3 separate regions of the Mus musculus genome follow, and all the other regions are linked to region 1. A link is a loop called in an ENCODE intact Hi-C map of the cell type or tissue named here. Cell type or tissue: heart. All regions are shown on one strand.

Region 1 (8,000 bases):
AGCCATCAGCTCCCCTCACTGCCAGTACTTGTCAGTTGGAAAAGAAAAAAAAAAAATCAGAAGCCTAAGTGTCTGGGAAAATATTCACCCAGGCTGTGAACTTTAAATCGCACCTCCCTGTTTCAGCATAGCATCGTATACACATTCATTCACTCTTAGCTGTGGGAAGGTCACAAGACCTGGGTGCCCTATGGATGGCCCTGCCACCTCCTCCCTAAAGTCATTGTGACATTCCACTCTTGGAGCTCCTGAAACAGTGTATGTGTGTGTGCGATGATGGGGGTCTGTGGGAGGTTGCCGTTTGTCTTAGCTTGCCGCACGTCTTCAGTCTTCACGGATTGCCCCGACCTCTGGCATTTTGGATGTGGGGTATTGAAGACCCTAGCAGGGCTCGATGGCCTATGTGCTTCCCTGATGCTTCTCTGGGATGGTGGGACTCCCTTAGAGGCAGTGTGGATGGATGGCTTGAGGCCTGTCTTGCCTTCTTCCCCTATCACTGATCCATGCTTATGCTTTCTCTCAATACATGCTATTGAGCCATGTGGTGGTCCAGGGCACTGAAGAAAGACAGCATGTGCTCTGTGGGCTTTGGGGGCAAGGAAGCGTGATGGGTCAGAGGTCCTGTCTGTAGGCTTCTGTAAGGAGTGATTTCCATGGGGTGGACCTGTTAGGAGCCTTTGGAGGATGGTGCACTGGGGAGGGATGCTAAGATTCAAGCTCTGCCCTGTGCTGGGGCCTGTGGTCACCAGGGGGTGACCCCTCACCTTTGACCTGAGGGTTCCCTTGCCTTTTCTTCATTTTGCACCCTAGGTGTGGAATGAATTCCCTCCACAGCCCCTCCCCACAGCGGGATGCTGGCAGCCAAGAGCTGGTCCTTTGGTCCCTGGGTAGCTTCCTTTCTGTGATGGCGCTGTCTTCTCACAGGCTCTTGTTTTTCTCTCTTTGGCACAGCCGTCTGGGTACATGGAAAACTCGGTCTCCTACAGCGCCATTGAAGACGTTCAGCCGCTGTCCTGGGAGAACGCCCCGAAGTACTGTTTACAGCTCACGATCCCCGGAGGGACCGTCCTGCTGCAGGTAGGAAGAGTAAGCATGACCCAGCAGTTTCTTTCCTCCCGGTCCCTCATCCTCTTCTCACCTGCTCCCTCTGTAGACCTTAGCTTTGGTCAACTTAAAAGTCACGAAGGTATTAAAGACTCTCGGGAGGGCCGTGCAGGGATTAAACACCTGCTGCATGCTGCTCACTGTCTAGGAGCTTGCTCGTCCTCCTGGGTCTCGAAAAATTGAACTCTGTAGCCTCAGCTTTGAAAATGCCGAAAATGAGTCCCCGGGCCAGATGGGCTTCGGAACTTGTGAGGCTCACCTCGTTGTGGATCTGCTTGCTGTCTGCTGGACTTAAGTGAGGATTGTGTCCTGTATCTTTTTGGTTAGCTCAGTTTTGTGTTGGCAAACAATGGAAGTACTGGCTCTGCGTGTCTGTGAGCACGTAGGTCGAAAACGACACGAATATCATTAGGACTGAAGGTTGAACAGGAATAGGTTGTGCTGTTAAAATGGCTGAGAAGTTCAGGAGGAGGTTTGCAAAGAACAGCGGGATCCCGGGTCGGGTGGCAAATGATGTCACCAAGACTTAGTTTTTGCCCCTCCCTCCATGGTGTAGCACACTGTCAGTTTATGGTGGGAAAGGAGGAGGGTGGCCACCCTAAAGATTGGCTTAGAATTCCTAACTCTATTCTTTCTTCTCCACCCCCCACCCCCCCGCCCCGAACCTCATGGAGGATCCAGGCTGGCCTTGCTGGTCGCTTGGGAGTATGCTGTATTCTCTGGCCCCATCCTCACCTTTGACCATAGCAGCTGATGGCCCTTCTGGTACCATCCTGAGGCAGGAGAGCAGTTGACCCGCAGCCGTGTGAGGGATACTGTGTGACACATCCCTGTCCATATTGTCTTCTCTTAGAGGACATCCAAAGCCATGCCTGCTGTAGCCCATCTTGGAACTCAGCCACCGTGCTCTGCCCTCTGTGACCCACCCACCCCCTATCTTCATCATGTCCCCTCTGGCCAGCAGAGCCCCCTGGTTCCCTCTGTTGTCTCCTTGTCCTTTGTTTGTTTGTTTGTTTGTTTGTTTTTGTGTTTTCAAGACAGGGTTTCTCTGTATAGCCCCTGGCTGTCCTGGAACTCACTCTGTAGACCAGGCTGGCCTCGAACTCAGAAATCCACCTGCCTCTGCCTCCCGAGTGCTAGGACTAAAGGCGTGCACCACCACTGCCCGGCTGTCTCCTTGTCTTTAGGGGGGACTAACCAGCCTCTGCCATGCCTCCCTTGGTCTCTCTGCCTCTCTTCTGTTTCCCTTGCCCTGAAGACTGTAGCACTGGATCTTTGCAAGGCTGCTCAATGCCAGGCCCTGTGGGGCTGGTTGACCCCATGAGCAACAGTGGCCAAGACAAGGAGGGCCCTGAAGGGCAGCAGGGCAGCCTTCTGGAAATGCCTTTACTGCTCAGTTATGCAGCTTCAAGCCTGCCCCTCTCTCTGGCCCCTACAACCCCATCCTCATCCTCACTGTCAGCCTCTGGGGAGACTGAGCCATAAACACATGATTACCGAAGAAGCTGCAACTCAGACACAGACGAATCCCAGAGGACTGGGACGGGAGGGGGAGGGGAGGGTGACTCACCAGGCCTCGGGAGACAGCTGCACCCCAGGGATGTACACTGATATGGGGTGCAGAGGGATGAGTAGGAGGGTGCCCCAGAGAGGGGCACACCTAGTATGAGTGTGGGAGGGGGCTCTCTGGTAGGAGTGAGGTCGATGCCCGTGACTGCCCGTGACTGCATCTAGATGATGTGGTCTTGTCAGCCTCAGACTATATACTGAGGACACTGGGGAGCCATAGAAAGCTCTTAAGGGACAGAGGGGATCCTAGACAACAGATCAGGGGCTAAGGGGCAGAAGGCTGGACATGTGGGAAATAGCCAGGGAGCCCTGTTTTCTCTGTTGATGGTGATCACCACGTATTAGCAGAACGGCCTTTTGTTTCCAGGGCTAGAGCATCACCACCCCCACCATCCCCACCCCTGGTCAGAGGAGTAAGACACACTGGCCAGCTCTGGGCATGTCCCTTTAACCTGGCCATGGCCCTTGGCTGGTGGTAGTGATGACTCTCCCAGGCTGCAGTGGGCTGAGCGACGTCAGAGCTCCCCCTGCGGGCTGACAAACCAGGCTGCCCCAGCATCCTCCACGCTTGCCGCCCCTGCTTGGTGGCTGCTCTGCCAGAGGCAGGAGCAGCAGAGGAGGAGAGAAGAAGGAAGGAGAAGAGAGGAGAAGAGAGGAGGCCGCACCAGCTACTGCTGTGATCCGGAGCCTATCTCAGGGAAGCAGCGCAGTCTCCCTTCAGAGAGTTAGGTGGGTGCAGCCTTGCCCCTGCCCACCCCTGGGATCTCCCTTCTGCTTGTACCTCTATCGGGCCAAAGGAGGCACATTAAGTTGGCTGTCTGTCCTTGCCTCCTTCCTAGACTCTGTAATTGTGTATGGCTCCTCGGTTCCCCAGGGCGAGACCAGAGCTGCTGGTTAGAGTCCCTGCTGAGCATTCTGATCTTTTGTCACGCAGTGTGTCACGATAGTCGATAATCGAGCATTGGCCCTCGGGTGGGAAGGGACCTGAGGGATAGCAGTCAGGTAGGCTAAAGGGTCACAGCCCAGGGGTTGTGGTCTAGTGGAAGCGCCGTGGGCCTGTTGCAGAATAACAGAGGTCCGGGAGTGTTTTGCAGTGAGCATGAGTACTGCAGCCACCGGCCTCTGTGGTGACGTGAGTTCAGGTTTAATTGATGCTATTGATTGGAAACTGCGCTTTCTCCGTCCTGAGTCACACTGAGTGCCAGGGCTCACTTAGTTCCTTCTGTGTTTTCTAGTCCTCCGTCTCTCTCCTCCCTTCATCCCCCTCTGTCTCTGTGTCCGTCTGTCCTTCTTCCTTTCTCCCTCCCTCTCTAGCTTTTGCTGTTTGCTCCTTCTTTAATGTCTCCTTAGCCTCAGAGCAGCCATCTCTGTCTTCCTTCTCCAGTTCGCATTCTGGTTTTCTTAGATCGATAACTTTCTTACTGGAAGTCCAGCCCCTGCAGGGGACCTGACTTGGGAGTTCCAGAAAGAATGAACCTTCCTAGGCATGCCTCTTAAGTAGCAGAGTGTAAGCCTCCTGTAGGTGCAGTAGACAAGGTGCCAGTGCCCAGCATGGGGGCCAGTCAGTGGTCCTGGGCTTTCTGGGATTTTAGTGTGACCTCCCTAAGCACTTGTTAGAGGCCCGGCAACAACAGAGGCCTGCTAATCTTGTTTCCCCCTTACATCGAGCTCTTGTGAGGAGACCAGCTTCTATGCACCTACCTACACTGTGTGTGCCCTACTTGAGGCACCTTGTTGGTGCCTTCTGGTTAAGTGCTAAGCACTAAGGAATAATACAGTACCTGGAGGCAAAAGGCATAAGGAAGAGCAGACAGAGCCCAAGGTGGTTTAAATAAGGAGGGAAAGTGGGCCCTCCTTTCTGACAGTGCCTACACACACACACACACACACACACACACACACACACACACACTCATTACCGGGTCTCGAAAGCCCCACTGGAGATGGACAACTGTTCCCTTCTTACTGGAAGGAAGAGGATAGGAGAGGAAGAGAGAGAGAGACAGAGACACACAGAGACAGAGAGAGAGCGCGCAAGAGCAAGTGAGCTTTCCCGGCTGCTCTTAGCTGTTTTTCCTGGAGATTGGGCCAGGAAGCTGAACTTGGGAACAGTCCCTGCAGGCTCCAGGCTGTTTTTCTCACCTCGAGGACAATGCAACAATGAGTTAGAACTTGGCAGCCTCGCTGAGGAAGTTGGGCAGGCTTGCCTGGAGCCAGCCCTGTGGGAAGGTTAGCGCCAGACACAGGCAGAGAGCCACCAGAGCCAGCCTGGGGCCATGGGGGGCAAGGTAGGCTGTGGACTCCCTCCGGGGTTTTAGGGGATTCTCCTCCAAGTCACTCTCCGGCCACTCACTGTGCCTGGTGTTCCCTGGGATCTGGGTTGTCCTGTCTCCTCTCTGCCGCCAGCCTTGGCTTCAAGGGAACTTGACAGAGGCTCTCCTTCTGGCTGCAGCATAGCCAGGCAAACTTGTCCTCTGCCAGAATCCACCTGGGGAGGCCTATACTGAGATTCAAGAGTGTCTCCTGGCATCCTCTGCTGGGGGGCGGGGTGGGGGGAATCTCACCTTTGTCATACATCACCTGGTCCACCCTGTTCTCAATGCTGGCCAACGGGTGCCATGTTTTTCATTGACTGTCAAGAGGCAGAGCAGCTCCCATATCCACAGGAGCCAGGTTACATCTGTTGCCTGCTCCCTAGGGGTATCAGGGAAAGCAGGCTAGGAGGGAGATGAGCCTGAGGTGTGATCCGAGCACTGAGAGGAGGCTTCTGGGCCTCCTTTCTTCACTTGTAACCACACTACAGTATTTGTCTCCTTAGTTACCACAGAGGCACATAGACCAAGTGTGGTACACAGGTGTCCAAGGATGTACCTCCATGCATGCTTCTGAAGATACGTCCATGCATGCTCGTCTCAGCAGAAGCACAGTGGTCAAGAGCTTGGTTTGTCAGAGCTGAAGGGATTTCTTTGAAGTTCCATGGGATGGGTACATGGACGCTCTACTTACTGTGAATCGGTCCTACGATTTTCCTCCCTCCCTCCTTTCTTTCCTCTCCTATGCCTGTGCATCGTCCATCCAAAAGAACCTGGAGACAGGCTTGAGACAGTCATCCCGGAGAAGGGGCATTCTGGGTGTGGCCCCGGGTGGCTAGGAGTTGCGCAGGCACCAGAGGGAGTAGGTGAAAGTGGAGAGTTCCCAGTGCAGTGTTAGGCCATGCTAGAATCATATTGATTAGGCAAGCTAGGATCCCCTGCACCAAGGAAGCAACCCCAGTCCTATGTAGTTCTCTTACACATTTATCTGTCAACATACATACCCCGTCCATCCATGTACATGCACACCTACCCATCCATCCATCCACATACATACACACACATCTAGCCAGCCAGCCATCTGCATATATACATACATACATACACAGTTGCTTATCCATCCATCTGCATACATACCTGCCCATCTATCCATCCATCCATCCATCCACATACATGCATACCTACCATATATCTACATACATACACACCTACCCATTCATCCATCTACATATACCCTATACATCCATCCATCTGCATACATACACACTTACCCATCCATCCATCTCCATACACACCTACCCATCCGTCCATCCATCTACCCACTTTCCCATCTGCCTCCTTACCTACTTCATCTATTAGTCTACACACTCACCTCCTCATCCACATGTCTACGCATCCATCCATCTGCGCGCGCACCCACCCATTCACCCACTTGCCACTCTGTGGCCCTCTCTATCCTTCCATCCACATAGACACCTAACCGTCTAACCACTCACCCCTCCATGCATCTGTGTATCCATTTATCCACTCCTCTCACCCCTGTCCTCTTGCTCTTATATCTACATTTTTATCCGTTTATCTACCCACCCCATCTTCTGCCTGTGTACTTAACCATGTACTCATCCACCCACCCACCCACCCATCTACCTGCCCATTGTTCCAGCCATTTCCTACTTACTCCCCATGCTCCCATCCATGCCTCCTTGCCCTATATTCACGAACGCATGCGTCCCCTCAGTCACTCCTGTCTCATTTATTCAACATGCCAGCCAGTCTTCCGTTGCTCTGGGTTTCGCAAATGCAGTGATGCTCACATAGACATAGTTTACAACCTGACAGAGCCATAGCCTGCAGATAGGAGAACAACTGAACAGGACAGAGTCACGGTACATGAGCACGGGCAGAGGAAAGCCAGGCTTGAGGCAGTCATCCCGGAGAAGGGGCATTCTGGGTATGACCCGTGTGGCTAGGAGTTGCGCAGGCACCGGAGGGAGTAGGTGAAAGTGGAGAGTTCCCAGTGCAGTGTTAGGCCATGCTAGAATCATATAGATTAGGCGAGCTAGGATCCCCTGCACCGAGGAAGCAACCCCAGTCCTGTGTAGTTCAAAAACAGCCAAGGCTTCCTTCTACCAGTTCACACTGCCTAGTTCCCTGAGGCTCTGCTCTGTAGTACACATCGTCTGAGATATTTCTGCTGTGCCTGCATGGGACAGGGTTAAATCATGCACTGACTCTTTTTATTTTTTTAATCCCGGTTTTTCAAGACAGGGCTTCTCTGTATGGCCCTGGCTGTCCTGGAACTCACTCTGTAGACCAGGCTGGCCTTAAACTCAGAAATCCACCTGCCTTTGCCTTCCAAGTGCTGGGATTAAAGGTGTGCACCACCACTGCCCAGCTTGCACTAACTCTTAAAAGCAGTGCTTCTGCCCACAAATGAAGGGTCCCTTTCATGCCATACCAGCTCATGCTCACTGGCACAGTCACCAAACTGTGTGTGCTTGTACTGTGTGTGCTTGTACTGTGTGTCAGAAGGAAGAGGGGTGGGAATGAGACTGTTGGCAACATTGAGACAGGTAGACCCTGACAAGTCAGTATCAGGAATGTGGCAGGGGAACCCAGGGTAGGCTGGACTTGACTCTAATCCCAAGATCAGTAGGATCTTCTGAAGTTGCCTCCTGGGATCAGAAGTGCCTCATGCCAGTGACAGGGTGTGACCAGGGCTTTGCTCCTAGGTCTAGGAAAGAGTCTGTTTCCTTTCAGATTCTGGTTGTTCCTTGGAGTCTATGGCCTCAGCCATCTCCGTGCTTCAGTCCGATTGGCTCTTCTGCCTCCCTCTTACTGTGTGACCTCACCAGACCACCTAGACAGTCCAAGGTGATCTTGCCATCACGAGAGCCTTGATGTGCAGAGTCCCTTTTCCACCACAGCTGGTTGGCCTGTGCAGGTCTTTGGAGCCTCCCCACCCCCACCCCCAATACTACTTCCCAGTATTGTGCTATATTAAAAGCATAAGCA
Region 2 (8,000 bases), 270 kb before region 1:
ATTACTGTTTCTTTTTCTTTTGTGTGTCATGTGTGTGACATAGTATGCCCTTTTGTCCAAACATCGTTACTTGCAAATGTTTATAAATGTATCTTTTATTTGCCTGTATAGTAAGTGTAGTCTCTGAAGCTTACTGCCTCTGTCTGCTAACTTAGGTCTAGTCCTGGGAGCTTCTAGCCTCCATACAATCTAATCTAGGCCTAGAATGTTTTCAGCCTCTGAGACTTGCTGCTGAATAAGCTCACCCTTTCTAGCGCTACCTGAACTCAGACTGGCTGGTCAGCTCAGCAGTTCTGGCTCAAAATTCCTCTGCACACTAACTGATTCAATCTGGCTTCTCTCAGCTTTTCCTGAATTGCTCTGCTTAGCCTCATAATAGCTTTGTCAATATGTTGTAATCTTCTGGCTCTTTCTCATTCTCTGGCTCATTCTGTCTTCACCTGTATCTAGCTTGCTCTCTCTCACTGCAACCTGACTCTCTATACTACCTGTCCTAGTAAAACTGCCTCCTCGTCTCTCTCTGCACTGCTCTCTTAAGTAGCTTCCCTTTCCTCTCTCTTCTCAGGAGAGTTGGGCAGATCCTGTTCTGTCAAATCTTTCTCTGATTCACCACTTTGTCTGCCACTCAACTAGAAGTCGCTTTCAAACATGGGTGCTGCCTTCTACAAACTAACTTTGCCTTTAGTGTTTGGGATTAAAGGCGTATACTAAGAGCTGAGCCACACCCAACTTTTTTTTTTTTCAGTAAATAACATAGTCTCGGGGTCCACAGTGCTGTGATCTAATACCCTGCAACAAACGTTCATTGTAATGAGTTATTGGTCTCGTTCTAGGCCTTTGGCTTCTGTGACACTATCAATACTCCCTAGAACTCCTCTCAGATATCTTGTTGTTGCCCTGTGTCATATATATTCTGCAGCTTTCCATCTGCAGGACCAGGCCCTTCATGGGCATGATGGAGGCATTAATGGGATAGATGTTGGGGTGGGCCAACTCAAAGCCCTAGATCTGGGCCTGGATGGTAGCTGAGTTGGTCAGCCAGCCAGCTCTCCCTTACCCATACCACCAGAGACAGTTCTCCAGCACTGCTCTGGCTAGGTCACCTAATGCCACAACCGGCAAGGGGGCAGGGCCTACTCTCTAGTTCTCATGCCCTTGAGGCAAACTCAGCTACATCCACAACACCAGGGCCAGCTCCACTGTGCTGTGCAGACGAGGGTCAGGGCTGCTATCCTGAGTGCTGCAGCTGGGGAGGGACAGGGCCAGCTCTCCCTCCGCCTATCGAAGGGCGGAGTGGAAGGGGCAAAATATTTCATTTTATATTTTATTTATTTGTGTGTGTGTGTGTGTGTGTGTGTGTGTGTGTGTGTGTACACAAATACATGTGTGTGGGGGGTGGGGCAGAGAGTGCTTTCCTTCCACCATGTGGGTTCTAGGGATCAAACTCAGGCCATCCAACTTGACATCAGTGCCTTTATGCACAGAGCCATCTCCCCCCTTCCCTTCTCATCTTTTACTTTATCTTACTCCATCTTTATAACCCACCGAGTCTAGTTAGTGCTGCCCATATATGCCATAGATGTGGGGTGGTCCTCTGAAGCCTGGGATCACTCCTTTAAAGAGAACTGACTCTCTCTCTCTCTCTCTCTCTCTCTCTCTCCTCCTCCTCCTCCTCCTCCTCCTCCTCCTCCTCTCCCTCTGACTCTCACTCTCCCTTTCCCTTCCCCTCTTTTTCTCTCCCTCTCCTTGCAGCCCACAACTGCCAATCACTCTTCATCTAGGAGTGGAGGGTTGTGAGCCCATCTCTATACAAAGTCGACTGTCTTGATGTCATGCAGGCAAACAGTCACTGAGTCCCTGAGTTCAGCAGTTCTCTTGAGTCTGGAATGCACTGTTTCACTCTGTCCTCCCAGCCTCTGGCTCTTAAAATCAGGGTCATCCTCTCCCTCCCCTCCCCCTTCGACTCCCTTCCCATCCCCATCCCCCTTCTCCTCCCACTCCCCCACTCTGTTCCCATCTCCTTCTTTCTCCCCCTCCTCCACCCCTACTCCCTTCCCATCTCTCTCTCCCTCTCTCTCTACCTCTACCTTCCATTCCCCTCCCTTCCCCCTCCCCAATTCACTCCCTTCTTGTCTCCCTCTCCCTCCCCTTCCCCTCCACCTCTCCCTCTCCTGCCCCTCCCCCTTCTCTTTGACACACATCCACTTTTTAAAAAAAATGTGTGCAAATGAACTTACACTTCAAACTCCCTTCTCACTGTAGTCCACACTCGCACGACAGAGGCTGGTCAGGGTTAACCAACCTCCCTCTGGACCCCAGTAAAGCCCCTAGAATGGCTGACATCAATGCCATAGGTCCCCCAAAGGTGTCAGGCTGACAAGCCTCTGCTTCTGTTTCAGGGGAGGTCTTCTACAGGAGCAAATACCTGCAGAGTGACACCTACATCGCCAACATTGAGGCCAACAGAATCGTGGTGTCTGAGTTCGGAACCATGGCCTACCCGGACCCCTGCAAAAACATCTTTTCCAAGTAACAGTCCCTTCTGGATCTTGACAAATTCATACTTTTGGATATTTCTGATGCTCAGAACAGCGCACATTTTCTCCTGTATTAGTTTTCTTTGGGGGATAGATTAAAACCCCCAGCTGAAACCACTGTGGCCGGCCTGTGGCCACAGATTCTTGATCAGTGATAGCGAGGGAAGCGAAGAGCACTTGACAAATCGTTCACCTGCCTGGCTGGTGGGAGAGGGTTTGGGCATGATCAGTCAAAGTTACAAATGTGTGTTCCCTTTGGTCTAGAGATACACTTGCTCGAGTCTTAAATGACAAATAGACAAAGTTATTCCTGGCTATGTCATTTTGTTATGATAAAAGCTGCAACCAACCTAAATGTCCTTGCCAGCAGTCTGGTTGGACACAGAACAGCAAAAGTGTTTAAGAAAGTGCCTCAGTGGGGCTGAAAGGCATGAGGCTGCTAGCTCACGCTACTGTGCAAATCAACCCTAAGGTATAGTAAGTTCAACAGTTGATGATGAGGAGGAGGATGTTGATGATGAGGATGTTGATGATGTTGGTGATGTTGATGATGTTGCTGTTGTTTTAAAGCAGGGTAGGGCTGGTATCTTAGGATTTCTATTACTAGGGGGAAAACTGACCATGGCCCAAAAGTAAGTTGAAGAAGAAGCTTACACTTCCACATTGCTGTTTATCACCGAGGAAGTTAGGACAGGAACTCAAACAGGGCAGGAACCTGGACGCAAGAGCTGATGCAGAGGTCATGGAGGGGTGCTGCTTACTGGCATGCTCCTCATGGCTTGCTCAGCCTGCTTTCTTATAGGACCCAGGACCACCAGCCCAGGGATGGCACCACCCACAATGAGCTGGGCCCTCCCCCACTGATCACTAATTGAGAAAATGCCTTACAGCTGGATCTCATGGAGGCATTTGCTTAATTGGGGCTCCTTCCTCTCTGAGGACTCTAGCTTGTGACAAGTTGACACACACGAGCAGCCAGGACAGCTGGGGGAGATAGATGATGGGTGGGTCAGAGCACTTGTTGAGAGAAAGCACGGAGTCCTGAGTTCAAGTCCCCAGAACTAAGCATGGTAGAAGCACGCCTGTAGTCTCAGTGCAGCAGTCTGCAGCCAGCCAGCCTAGCTCCAGGTCTAATCAGAGACCTTGCCTCAAGAGAGTGTGAGAGAGAGTGAGAGGCAGAGCAGTGGACGTCTGCTTCTGGTCCTCTGTGCATATGTGCTCAGGTACACGGACCTGCACACAAGTGAACTATACACACACACACATATACACACATTCACAGACACATACACATACACACACGTACACACACATACACACACATATGCACACATACCCCTCTCATACACACATATACATGAACACATAGTCGAACACATACACACATATATACACATACATACACACACATGCACCCCTTTCTCAAAGCAAGGCACATAAGTGCATTCTGGGTTCAGGGAGGGAAAAGGCAGAAGTCTAGATGTATTTTTGCTTGTGCAGGGAGGGCATAAAGAGATCCCAGAGGAGAGTCAAGGGGGTGGGAAGCTGGGGAACGGCAGGGTGGGGAGATGTTTCTGGAACACATCTGAAGTCATCTGGGTTATGAAGCAGATGAGTGCGTGAATTACACATTCAGCAATTAAATTCTTGTCTAGAGAGTCAGGCCTGCTCTCCCTGTCTCCCTTCAGACACACTTCAGAGAGCCATGGAAAGATTTAGGGTGGATTGCCAGAGATAGGGAAACTGCTTCTGCTCTTCTGAGGCTGACATCACCCTTCCCTGGAACAGGGCGACTTGCCCTTGCAGATGGGGCTGAGCTGGGGTGGCGTCAACAGAGAGAAGGGAGTGGGCCTGAAGGACTTCAAAGCCTTACCTGGAGGAGACTCCCTGCAGTGATATCCTCTGTCGCTAGGGGGAGCACCACTCAACGCTTGCATCCAGTCTTTGCCATTTGTACCACTCAACCCCCCTTGGGTTCTCTTCCTGTTTGCAGTTTGCCATTTGGTGAAACGCACCCCGAGTCTTAACGAACATGCGCTTCCCCCCCCCTTTTTTTTTTTTGCCAAAAATGAATTACAAGGCTGAGGATGGAGCTCAGTTAGTAGAATGTTCCCACAAAGCCCTGGGTTTGATCGCCAGCGCAAGCTTAAACCAGACCAGCGCTCCAGGTCTGGACAGAGTCTCTGATTAAACTTGGAGCTAAGCTCTCTGGCAGCGAGTCCCCAGCAATCCCACTGTCTCTGGTCACACAGCCTTTGGGTTGCTGGCATGTGTGTGACCATGCCTAGTCACACACTCAGAAGGTGGAGGCAGGATAATCAGAAATTCAAGGATATCCTTGGGTACATAGCAAGTTTGCGGCTAGCCTGGGATGAATGAAACCTTGTTTCAAAAGAAAAGAGAAGAACAAACAAACAAACCCACAAATAATTTCTTGAACAAATCTTTAAATACTCAGTAGGGATTCGGATCTTGCCAGAGCAGAGATTAACGCTTTTACTAGGTTTGTATTACGGGTACAAGTCTGATATCTATATGGCTACTTAAAATAGTTAGAAGCATCCCGGTTCCTGCTGGCTCTAGCTGAATAGACCCCTGCACTCCTGACACTCAGGAGGAGTGTGGTGTGGCCACACTGCCCCAGCACCTCACTTGCTGCCTGGCTCCATGTTGTGGATTGTGCAGGGAGCCTCATACCTGGGTCCCCTAGATTCCTCAAGTGACCCATTGAGAGTCTTTTCTCACCGCTGAAGCAGGACATGTTAAATGGCGAAAAGGCAGAACTTCCCAGCCGGCCAGGCACAGCCACTAACACAGCCTGTTTTCTCTCTTTCCAGAGCTTTCTCCTACTTGTCTCACACCATCCCCGACTTCACAGACAACTGTCTGATCAACATCATGAAATGTGGAGAAGACTTCTATGCAACCACGGAGACCAACTACATCAGGAAAATCGACCCCCAGACCCTAGAGACCTTGGAGAAGGTACGGTAGGCTTATAGTCAGTGTCCATTCCTGACCCCTAAGCTGCCCACAAGCCTTCTCTAGTGTCTCAGCTGCCTTAGCATGGTGCTCTGCATGCTGTCCATCTTTGTGCCTGCCCTCATTCCCACTGACTCTTATTTACAGCACAGTCATGTGTGGCTTAAGTATATTTCAGTCAACTACAGGACACATGCATGCGTGATCGGGATCCCAAAGATGGTTCTACCTAACGACACTGTAGCTATTTTATCGGATAAACTCCATGATGCCTATGTGGTGAAATCGCCTCATGACGACTTTTTCATGTGTTCCCATAGGGCCGAGAGATGGCTCAGTGGTTAAAAACATGTACCGCACTCTTTCAGATGATCTGAGTTCAGTTCTTAGCACCCAGGCTATAACTTGTAACTCCAGCTCCAGGGGATCTGGTGCCCCCTTCTGGCCTGTGTGGGTACTGCACATGCTCGCACATGCACATACACTTTTTAAAAAATATATAGAAACAAACCTATAGAACATATCCTCGCCGGGCGTGGTGGCGCACTTTAATCCCAGCACTCGGGAGGCAGAGGCAGGCGGATTTCTGAGTTCGAGGCCAGCCTGGCCTACAGAGTGAGTTCCAGGACAGCCAAAACTATACAGAGAAACCCTGTCTCGAAAAAGCAAAAAAAAAAAAAAAAAAAAAAAAAAAAAAAAAAAAAAAAATCCTCGCCCCTAAAAGTGGATTAGGGTTAAGTGGCTTAAAATAACAGAGCCCTACTGTCTTGCATTTATGGAAGACACAATTCTAAATCCAATATGTAGAGCCAGGCTCTGGCAGGTTTTAGAGGGTCTCCTTTCTGTTCCTCCCAGGTCCTGGACTTCGCGCCGGTCCTCGGTGTTCCTCAGCTCATAGACATATCACTTGAATCTCCACCTTCTCAGTCCCATGGTATTCCCTTTGTGTCTGTGTGTTCCAATTCCCCGTGTTCTATAAGCACGCAAGTCGTAAGCCCACAGCCCACGTGGTACAGCATCATCTTGTGGTGATTACATATCCAAAGATGTTACTGCCACGTGAGATCACATTCACAAGCGCTGGGGTTCGGACTTCCTTTTGTATGTTTGAAAGATGGTACAACTCAAAATCGTATCTGTAGTTCTTATAGGACCCAGGGTGTTCTACCCAGGGTGACCTGCAGAGGGAGGTATTACTTAGAGAGCAAGGGCACCAGCAGACAGAACCGCTTCCTGGGAAGCACCGGGCTAACATTCCCCTGAAAATCAATAGATCCCCGTGTCAGTTTGCTCCAGCTACCTGTTCAAAGCCACAGTGATGTCATTAGGCACTTGAGCGATCTGCTAAATTGAATACCTATCTTAGCCGGGAAATTACGTCCAGTTCCTTGTAAACTAGGTGGCAAGGGCCCAACTGGTGCATGCTGGGAAATACCGGAAGGGCCAGAGCCCGACCTAACTCTTGGCTTCTTCTTGTGTTGTCCCGGAGAAGGGCAAATAGCTAGAGCCTAGCCATCCCACGGTTCTCAGGCTGTGGTCCGTTCTGAGCAGGGGTCATCGTTCAATTTGTTAGTAGAATTCCTGCTTTAAGTAAATGGTTTTAGATGCTCTGTTTCCAGAGTATAATCATGAGAGGCATGAAGAGCTGCGTCTCTGTCTCTGTGGACTCCCAAAAGGGGTGAATTGAAAGAACTTCATAGGCTCGACACAGAGAAGTGGCTGAGACTGGCTGGAAGGTGGTGATCTAGCTGTCTCCACCATGGCTTCCAGCCTTCTTTCGTGAGGCAACCCATCTCTATGCTGAGGATCCTGACAAACCAGCAAGTGGGATGGGAGCCACAGGCACAAAAACAAACAAACAAAACATTGCGGCTCACTAGCTCCCCACAACGAACTTCTGCCGCAGAAGAAATATAAGCTCATATTCGGTCATGAGACTAAACATCTCTTAAAAGGTGAATTATGCCTTTTTTCCTCTCAGTCAGGAGATATTCAAAGAGATCTACCCTCGTTCTACACCTAGGCCAAGTCAGGTGTCCACGGGATCCCATCTCCTCATCTTTACAAAACGGAGTGGCTATTGTATTTTACAGGTTGATTACCGGAAGTATGTGGCGGTAAACCTGGCTACCTCGCACCCTCATTATGACGAGGCTGGGAATGTCCTTAACATGGGCACATCCGTCGTGGACAAAGGGAGGACAAAATACGTGATATTTAAGATCCCTGCCACAGTGCCAGGTAAGTCACACTAGGGATCTAAGAAAGACAGCTGGGTGACCCTGACTGAAGAGTCAGGATTTGTGCTTGTGACACATTTCATAGATTATTCAGATGACCTTAAAGTCAGTTTTGTCATTTAGTCGGAGGCAAAGGTTCTTTGGGGGGAAACTCAGTTTTCTCCTTTAAACATAAAAGAGAGATTTCTGAGATTATTTTGGACAAAAGAAATACTGACACTATTTTAACTTCCTGAGTTTT
Region 3 (8,000 bases), 83 kb before region 1:
ACAGTACGAGAGGAACGTGTTCAAGGGAGTTTAAAAGAAGGGAATATCTGTGTGCTTACAAAGTCTCCCTCCTTAACGTGACCACAGCCAACCTGCACCGCACAGTCAGACCAGCCTGGATGGTTTCCGATAAACTCATGGCTGGCTTGCTCTTGCATTTCTTCCTGTCCCAAAGCCTAGGACCCAGAAGCAGATCCTGGTCATTTGCCCCCCCTTCCTTGTTGGAGCTCCTGCACTTCGTGGATCTAGCTAAGGATGCTTTCCGCAGACTTTGTGATCCTAGGGGGACTCTGCCCATGTGTATGCCTGGTAGGCCTATTTTAATGCCATTTTGAACATCACAGCACACTAGTTCTTTCTCACTGTCCCCCCTCCCCCACACCCATCCACCCATCTCTTCTGCCACCCCAGAGCTTGTTTGTAGTCCTCCTGGTTGGTTGACCAGCTCTGGACCGGCCATGCTCTAAGAAGCTGCCCCCTGCTAAGCCTTGCTTCCTGCTTTTTTTTTTTCCCTCCCTCTTTTTTAAATGCCTACAGACAGTGCACTGTGAATGTCTGCATGCTGTTTGCTTTTCATTCTCAATGAGGGCCAGTGGTTACTTGGGAAGTTCCCAGAAGGGAGACTAGCTGAGCCTGCCTGGGACGGGACAGTTTTTGCTTTGGGTAAGTAAGAGGTAGAGCTGCTCCATAGAGGAGCCTACCTATCTGTGGTGGGTGCTGGCTGCTAATGGATGCTGGTCTCCTTCCAGTACAGCCTGGTGGGCATTGGTACCCCTCTTTCTCTCCCTTTTACCCCCTTCAACTTCACTTTCATTGGAAATGCTCCTACTTTTAGTATCAGTCAAAAGTTGCCACGAGGCACCAGTTTCTTAGCTCCTGGTGTGGCCTCTGCCCTCTGTCCCGATGGCTCAGTCATTAGGACTACTGTTGACAACAGAGATGCTGATGGGACCTCCTTCCTACTGACTGCATTTCTTGGGGCAAAGGGCAGAAGAGAAGGCTTCTGAGGAGGAGGAGGCTGAGGGAGAGAGAGGGGGAGAATCCAAAAAGCAGAACAAAGGCTGGCCACAACAAACTCAGTCAGACTTAGATGAGGAGAGCAGGGGAAAGCGGGGCTGGGATCAGAGCAGAGATTCCAGGCTGAGTTGGAGCAGTGAGCTCTGTGTGGGTGTGCACGCGTGCGCGCGCGCGCGCCCGTGTGCATGTGTGTGCATGCACGTGCGTGTGTGCATGTACGTGTGTGCTTGTGTACGTGCGCGTGCATGTATGTGCATACATGTATGTGCACATGTGCATGCATGTACGTGTGTGCTTGTGTGTGTGCGTGTGTAGCTGAGAGTCTGAATGAAATAGGACTGGGAGGGAGGGAAAGCCCAAGTCACTCCCTGCAATGATCTTCCTTGGGAACTTGAATGGGAAGTTGCATCAGTTACTGTCCTAGTTGCTGTGGCACAATGCTTCCTTGGCCAGAGAGCAGCTGAAGGAAGTCCTGCACTATGGCGGAGAAGCCACAGTGCAGGAGCTTGAGGTCACATGGAATCTGCCGTCAGGAAGCACTGAGCCGCATGCTGGCACTAATTTACCTCCAGCCCGGGATGGAGAGACCATTCACTGTTAGGCGGTGTCTGCCTTTCTCCTTTCCTTGTTGTTTTTGTTGTTTTGTTTTGAGACAGGGCTTCTCTGGGTAGCCCTGGCCGTCCTGAAACTAGCTCTGTAATGCTTGGCCTGGAATTCACAGAGATCCGCCTGCCTCTAGCTCCAAAGTGCTGGGACCAAAGATGTGTATCACCATCACCTGAAGGTCTTCCTTTCTCTATTAAGCAATTTACATAATCTCTCGTGGACATGCCCAGAGGTTTGCCTCCATGGCAATTGTGAATCTCATCAAGTTGACATCCAAGAGTAATTGTCACAGAAGTAAAGAGTCACACTTGGGTCTGGGACTAGGCCCCGGCTCCTACCTGGCAGCATCCTTTTACCCAGCTGTCCCTTGCAAGTGACCCAGAGTCATGAGTGCAGTTCTAGCACACAGGTATCCCTGGCTATGCCCATTCTTTCCCATGGCTGCAGTAGCTTTAGAAGCAGCTTGGGGAGGCAGTTGCCCTCTCTTTAGTGGCCTTCTGCAGGTAAAGAACAGGTAGGAGGAGCCCCTGTTGTCTGCAGAGAGCCAAGTGGAATGAGATCTACTGCTCACTGGCAGCAGGCAGGCTTGGTACTTGGTATGGATCCTACAAAGAACGACTGAAGATGGTGGCCTTGGAGCCCCTGTAGCTGATGTTCAATTACTTGTTACACACTGGGAAACTGAGACAGGGTGTTAGGATAATGGTGGTAACGTTTCTATGAGTGGCACACACCAAGAACATGGCATTTTGACACCCCTACCCCCACATGGGACATCCAACAGGAAACCAAACCCCAGGTGGCCAAGTCCCTGCCCCAGTGCTGACTGGCTCCAGGGTTGACCAGAGCCAGCCTAACCTGGTTCAGTTTCAGGTGTAGCCTAAGGACTGGTGGTTCCTCTTAGAACGTCTTAGGAAAGATGGTTTATTTATTAGCTGATTTCTTATCTTTCAAGCAAATAAACTTGAGTGTGCAAAAAAGATTGTCCTGTCTAGTTTTGTGTCAGCTTGACACAAGCTAGAGTCATCAGTGAGGAAGGAGACTCAATTAAGAAAATGCCTTCATAAAATCAGGCTTCAGGCAAGCATACAGGACGTTTTCTTAGGGATGGATGAAGGCAGAGGCAGCCCATTGTGATTGGAATCATTTCTGGGCTGGAGGTCCTGGGTTTGATAAGAAAGCAGGCTGAACAATATGGTGAGAATTCTGGAATTTTTGTTTCTTAAAGAAAAAAAAGAAAGAAAAAGAAAAAAAGAAAACAACCCAGAAATGTGATATGATGTTTTCATTTTAATCTCAGGTGTGAGGATAATGGGCCTGCCCGGATGCAGCTGACTATGATTTGCACAGTCCTCGAGCAGGGGTGTGGTTTGGCCAGCGGCAGATAGCATCTGCAATTGTGTGATGTTTGGAGTTCTGGAAACTTTTCAGAGGGTCTGTAAATGCTAGGGTCCTGAGAGACGGGGTTGGTGGTTATTGGTTGTTGGGGGGGGGTTGGCTGGTTGTTGGTTTTTGTTGGTTATGGTTTATTAAGTAGCCATGCAAAGAAGAACAGAAAGGAGGAGGAGGAGAAGGAGTAGTAGTAGGAGGAGGAGGAAGAGAAGGAGGAGGAGGAAGAGGAGGAGGAAGAGGAGGAGGAGGAGGAGGAGGAGGAGGAGGAGGAGGAAGAAGAAGAAGAAGAAGAAGAAGAAGAAGAAGAAGAAGAAGAAGAAGAAGAAGAAGAAATAATAATTAGATATTTTGTGGCAAAGATCAAACTTGCCCCAAGGAACTCCGATGCCTCTAATAAGCAGGAAGTAGTCTAACAATAACATCGCCCCCTTTCTGACCCCCTATTCAGGGATCTCTTTCCTTTCCTCTCTATCCCTTTTTTTCCCCTCCTTTCTAGTGTTAGGAGGTTGGAAAAAAAGGGGTGAAGAAAAGTGGAAGAAAGAAGAACCTGTAAGGTAACAAAAGGACGCCTACAGAGCAATCCATGGGGAGCAAGCCAGTAAGCAGTCCTCTTCCATGGCCTCTGCATCAGCTCCTGCCTCCAGGTTCCTATGCTGTTTGAGTTCCTGTCTTGATTTCCCTTCAGTGATGAACAATGAGGTAGAAGCATAGGCCAGATTAACCCTTTCCTCCCCAAGTTGGTTTGATCACAGCGTTTTATCACAACAGTAGTAATTCCAACAAAGACAATGATTTAGCACATAGGTCAAAAAAATGTAACAGTGTCATCTACCTGGATGGAGAATGTTCCAGAATCTTCCATGCTAGCTGCCTCCTGGCTCTCTAAAGAGTTTCCCGAGGAAAGGAAAAGGGTTAGTTTGGTGGGGTGTCTCCAACACCCCACTCCTTGTAGCCCAGATCAAGTTTAGTTTCAGATATGTCTTTATCATTCTCGTGTGTCCCGAGCCTAGTGCTGGGGACTCAGATCAGGGCCCGTCAGTGGTTTCCATACGACCGATGCGTGCTGAGAATTGAGCAGATGTGAGAACCGGGATCCTGTCCCAGAATTTGCCTCTGTTGACCTAGTGGCTGAGAAAGCAGCCACGTGCGTAGCTGCTCTGGCCTCAGAGCGAGGGGGCCCCTTCCTCCACACTCAGGACTGTGGAGTGTGGGTGACCCCTTCCCTCTGGGAGGAAGGGATACACTGCTTGTAGGAGGTAGGACATTAGGAAAGAGGACTTTGGAGGCAGCGCAGTGTGTAGGTTGTGCCCGTACCGCTGACATGATGTCAGGAGCCACACATGCTTAGGGCCACCTAGATAGCCAGGACTACTCTGATATGCAGGACTGTAAGGCTTCAAGCAAGCCAGGTCTCCTGTCTGAACGTTGGGTTCCTCCTCCATAGAACGGGTCCCCGTAAGCTGTCTGTCTTTAAATGATAAGGCCTCATGGCTAGTGCCTGGCCCTTGCTCATGGGAGATACTCACCAAGAGTCACCTGTGGTTGTTCTCGACAGGGTTATTATCATCCCACAGGGCATGGACTTCCCTGGTCCAGTAGGGACTTCTGGCTTGTGCAAAGGGCAGGAGGCCGGTAAGGCCCTGGGAGGCTGGGCAGTGTGGTGAATGGGAGAGAGGAGGCCAAGGGGTGCAGAAGTTCGGATAAGTCCTGGCGCACACTCCAGAGTGGAGAAAAACAAAACAGCCCGGTCTGCGGTGACCACTCCATTTCCTGCAAAGAAGGAAGTTGCAGATTTCCTCCCTGGTGTCCAGGGAGGGATGGGACAGGCTGCTTAGGGCGGGACCCACGTGGGGAGGTTGGTGGGGTCTGGCTGGAGTGGCTCTGTACCCAGAGCACAGTCTTTCTGCGGTCAGCCCCTGCCTGGAGTCTCTGAGCTACTTCCCCCAGGAGCCGGGTGTCCTTGTATCCGGGACAACCTGGATCCGTTTCTTCTCCTTTGTGCTGGACAAGAAGCAAAGCGACTAGAGGTCCAAGACACCAGTGGGATCTGTCACTTCCTCTTGGAAGCCAGGACCCTCCCTTTTGGAGTCTCCTTGTCCCTTAGGGTGTCACTGGCTGTCAGTTTCCTTTCTACCTCCTGTCCCCAGGAGACAGGGAGCTGCTATTCCTCAGGCTCCATCTCCCCAACAATGTACATTTATGTGATAATTGCCCTCCAGTCTCTTAAATGAGGGAACTGGAAAGAGGGTAGGATCAAGGAATTGGGTGAAGTCACGCACTGGATCTGACAAGCTGAGGATGTGGCCTGTGACCTTTCAGATCCAGGGCAGTGAGCTCATTGCTGCCTCAGTTTTATCATCTCTATTATGAGGTAGCAGTGAGCCCACTTTAGGGTTGCTGAGACCAGTAAGAACAGGACCTACCCCCAGGGACCGCTATGGTTACTTTTTGCATCCGCTCACCTAAAGTAGACGTATCTCAAACTTCTTGTTACATTTATTTGTTGTAAGGTGTTTGTGTACACGCACGTATGCACACACACCAGGATATGCGTGTAGAGGTCAGAAAATGGCTGTGGGAGTCGGTTCTTTCTTTCCACCACGCGGGTCCTGAGAATTGAGTTCAGGTCTCATTAGGCTTGGTGGCAAGCTTCCTGCCCCACTGAGCCATCCTCCAGGCCTTGAAATAAACAAGAAGCTGACGTTTGATGTATGCTGAACAAGCTTCGGGTTGAGTAATCATACCTGGGCTTTTTCTTTCATGAAGCCTGTGCACACTGGGGTGGGGTGGTGGCTGCCCAGCAGCTCGGGCGCCAGCACGGGTGGAGTCTCAGCTTTAAATCGGACGGACTTTGTCCGTAGGTTTCCAGGGAACTTGGTGTCCCGTGTCTCTTGAGCTGACTCCATGGAGGCGAGGCCCTTTAAGGCACAGTATCCAGGGTGAAATAGGTGTCCTGTCCCAGAGACCCCAGAGTTCACTAGGGGGTGGGAGTGGGGGATGGGCCAGAGCCCAGGGAATCCCAGCTTGGAAGCTATTCTGCCTTTGGGCTACTTCCTTAGCTGAGTGTCATCAGACTGTGAGAGGGGTGTTCTGCTTAACAGAATAGAGAAGGAAGGGGGCAGAAGGCAGATTCAGGAGAAAACAACATGAAGACGAGGCCTGGGACATCTCCTACAGCCTGGCATACAGTCCCATTAGCCTCTGCTGGCCAGTGAGTTCCGCATTTGGAAAAGGGTGGCAGAGATGGCCCAGGTGTCTGGGCTGTGGGAGATCTCATTGAGGTCCCTGGCTCCCCAGAGAGGCTCTCCAAGAGGTGATGGTTTCTATTCGGAGGTCCCTTTATGCAGAGGTAAAGCCTGCAGGGTCTGGTAGCATCTTCCAGGCAAAGCCAGGTACCACCCATTTAAGGCAAGTCTTTCTATGGGATGCTCTACGTCTTGAGTATGTTTCATAGACCTTGGCCTGGCCTAGCTTCCCTGAGGTATAGTTCTCTGCAGATGACCTACCCCAGACTGTGTGAGCCCAGGCTGGGCTGCTGCTGTTCCAGGCCTCCCAGAATTGTGAGCTGACGTCTTGAGCTGTTTAGCTTGGCCAGGTGGGCTCCTAGCAAGCTCTTTCCCGAGGGACCCTGAGCCTAGCTGGTAGCTTCCAGAAGGGACTGTGGGACTCTCTCATTGCTCCCTCAGGACCTGACGACACAGTGCTCTCTGAGAAGCCCCGATCATAAGTCATCCTGCTGCTGACATCTGGCTAGGGTAGCTCCGAGAGCGTATTGGGTCCTTGGCATCTGAGAGCCTGTTAATCTACAACCCCACGGGACTTGGGAGCTCAGGATGCCAGCCTTCTGGATTTCCACAGAAGACTGCCCAGTGCCCTGACCCATGTGAAACTACCAGGCTTGGACCCTGGAAACTCCTTCCATATAGGGCATCACTGGTCCCTCAGCTGCTGTTGCCTGGCAGCCATATGGATGACTTCCTTTGCCTGCCCGGCATCCTGCTCTGCTCCAGGGGCTGGCGAGGGGAGCTCCCTTCTCATCTTCTGCTCCCATGGCAGCGTTTGTACCCCTTTGTTACGTCCCACGTTTGATGGGCACTGGGTTTCAATTTCCTTTAGACTGTGCCTGACTCACTCATCCCCACACTCCACCGTTTATCCACTCCTTTGTTCTCACAGCGGATGCAAGGCAGGAGGAGATTCCGGGGTTGTCCACGGGTCTGGAACCCCATGATCACCGCTGTTGGCCTCTGGGTCGGGGGAGGGGGGACGACTGGCCTCACTCAGAACTCGGTCTTGTGATGACAAGGGGGAGGAGGTTGATAAGAATCACGCATCAGATGCCAGCACAGAGTGTGTCCCGGTGCATGGACCTCTTGTCACATGGTTCCCTTGTATCCCTTGACTTGTCACAACCTCTCCTCCCTTCCTGGTCTGCTTCTATAAGAGAAGAATTCTGGGGACTAGGGTAAACTTTCCCTCGAGTGTGGACAGAAACGACTCCCGTTTGTTCTTGTACACCCTGGAACTTTGAGCCCCCATGTGAGGGTGCACACTCTGCCCTTTGCTGCATATCTCTTTTGGTGTGTAAGAAGTCGCGAGTATCTAATAGTGCAAGTCTGTGTCCACACACACACATTTATTTAATTTGAGGCTGAGTCTTTAGCAGCCTCCCTTTAACCTCCCTACGTATCTAAGACTTTCTCAATTTTTTGGGGGGGACGAGGAAGGAAGAGGTTTACTGGAAACCAACCCCAGGGCCTCTTGCATGTTGTGCAAGCACCACCCCAAGCTATGGCCCAGCTCAGTATTATTCTTTCAGCACATGTATGTAAAGCATATGTAGAGGGCCGGGAGCAATGACACCAGGAGGCTGGTACTGTTATTAGCCCATTTTACAGATAAAGAAACTGAGGCCAGAGAGGTTAGGTCACTGACTTGCAGGGAGCAAGGCCAAGATCCCATTCTTTGAAGCATGGGCTTCAAAA

Evidence for each region. Peaks named below come from ENCODE experiments on the same cell type or tissue, not always from the same donor. Only the 100,000 strongest peaks of a DNase experiment are listed, where the experiment ranks them.
Region 2: a loop joins it to region 1, with 1.9 times the contacts of the local background. A loop is called at or near these places in 3 of 42 quality-filtered maps.
Region 3: it touches region 1 in a loop (2.3-fold over the local background); 3 of 42 quality-filtered maps call a loop at or near these places.

Annotation. Positions count from the first base shown.
Region 1 is chr8:117,376,124-117,384,123 of GRCm38, forward strand. Cmip (c-Maf inducing protein) reads left to right here. Exons shown (of 21, transcript NM_001163262.1): 2 at 952-1,077. Among named protein-coding and RNA genes, the nearest start is that of Gm39260, 43 kb to the right of the region's middle. In heart, CTCF peaks have their summits at 3,208 (motif pointing left) and 4,791; DNase peaks (open chromatin) are centred at 2,711, 3,148 and 4,848; H3K27ac peaks cover 1,230 bases.
Region 2 is chr8:117,103,261-117,111,260 of GRCm38, forward strand. Bco1 (beta-carotene oxygenase 1) reads left to right here. Exons shown (of 11, transcript NM_021486.3): 3 at 2,400-2,529; 4 at 5,375-5,522; 5 at 7,613-7,760. Among named protein-coding and RNA genes, the nearest start is that of Bco1, 11 kb to the left of the region's middle. In heart, CTCF peaks have their summits at 4,440, 5,964 (motif pointing left) and 6,703 (motif pointing right); DNase peaks (open chromatin) are centred at 4,411, 6,811 and 6,931.
Region 3 is chr8:117,293,563-117,301,562 of GRCm38, forward strand. All of the region lies in intron 1 of Cmip (c-Maf inducing protein), which reads left to right. Among named protein-coding and RNA genes, the nearest start is that of Gm51554, 18 kb to the right of the region's middle. In heart, a CTCF peak has its summit at 4,817; DNase peaks (open chromatin) are centred at 1,480 and 4,819; H3K27ac peaks cover 2,797 bases.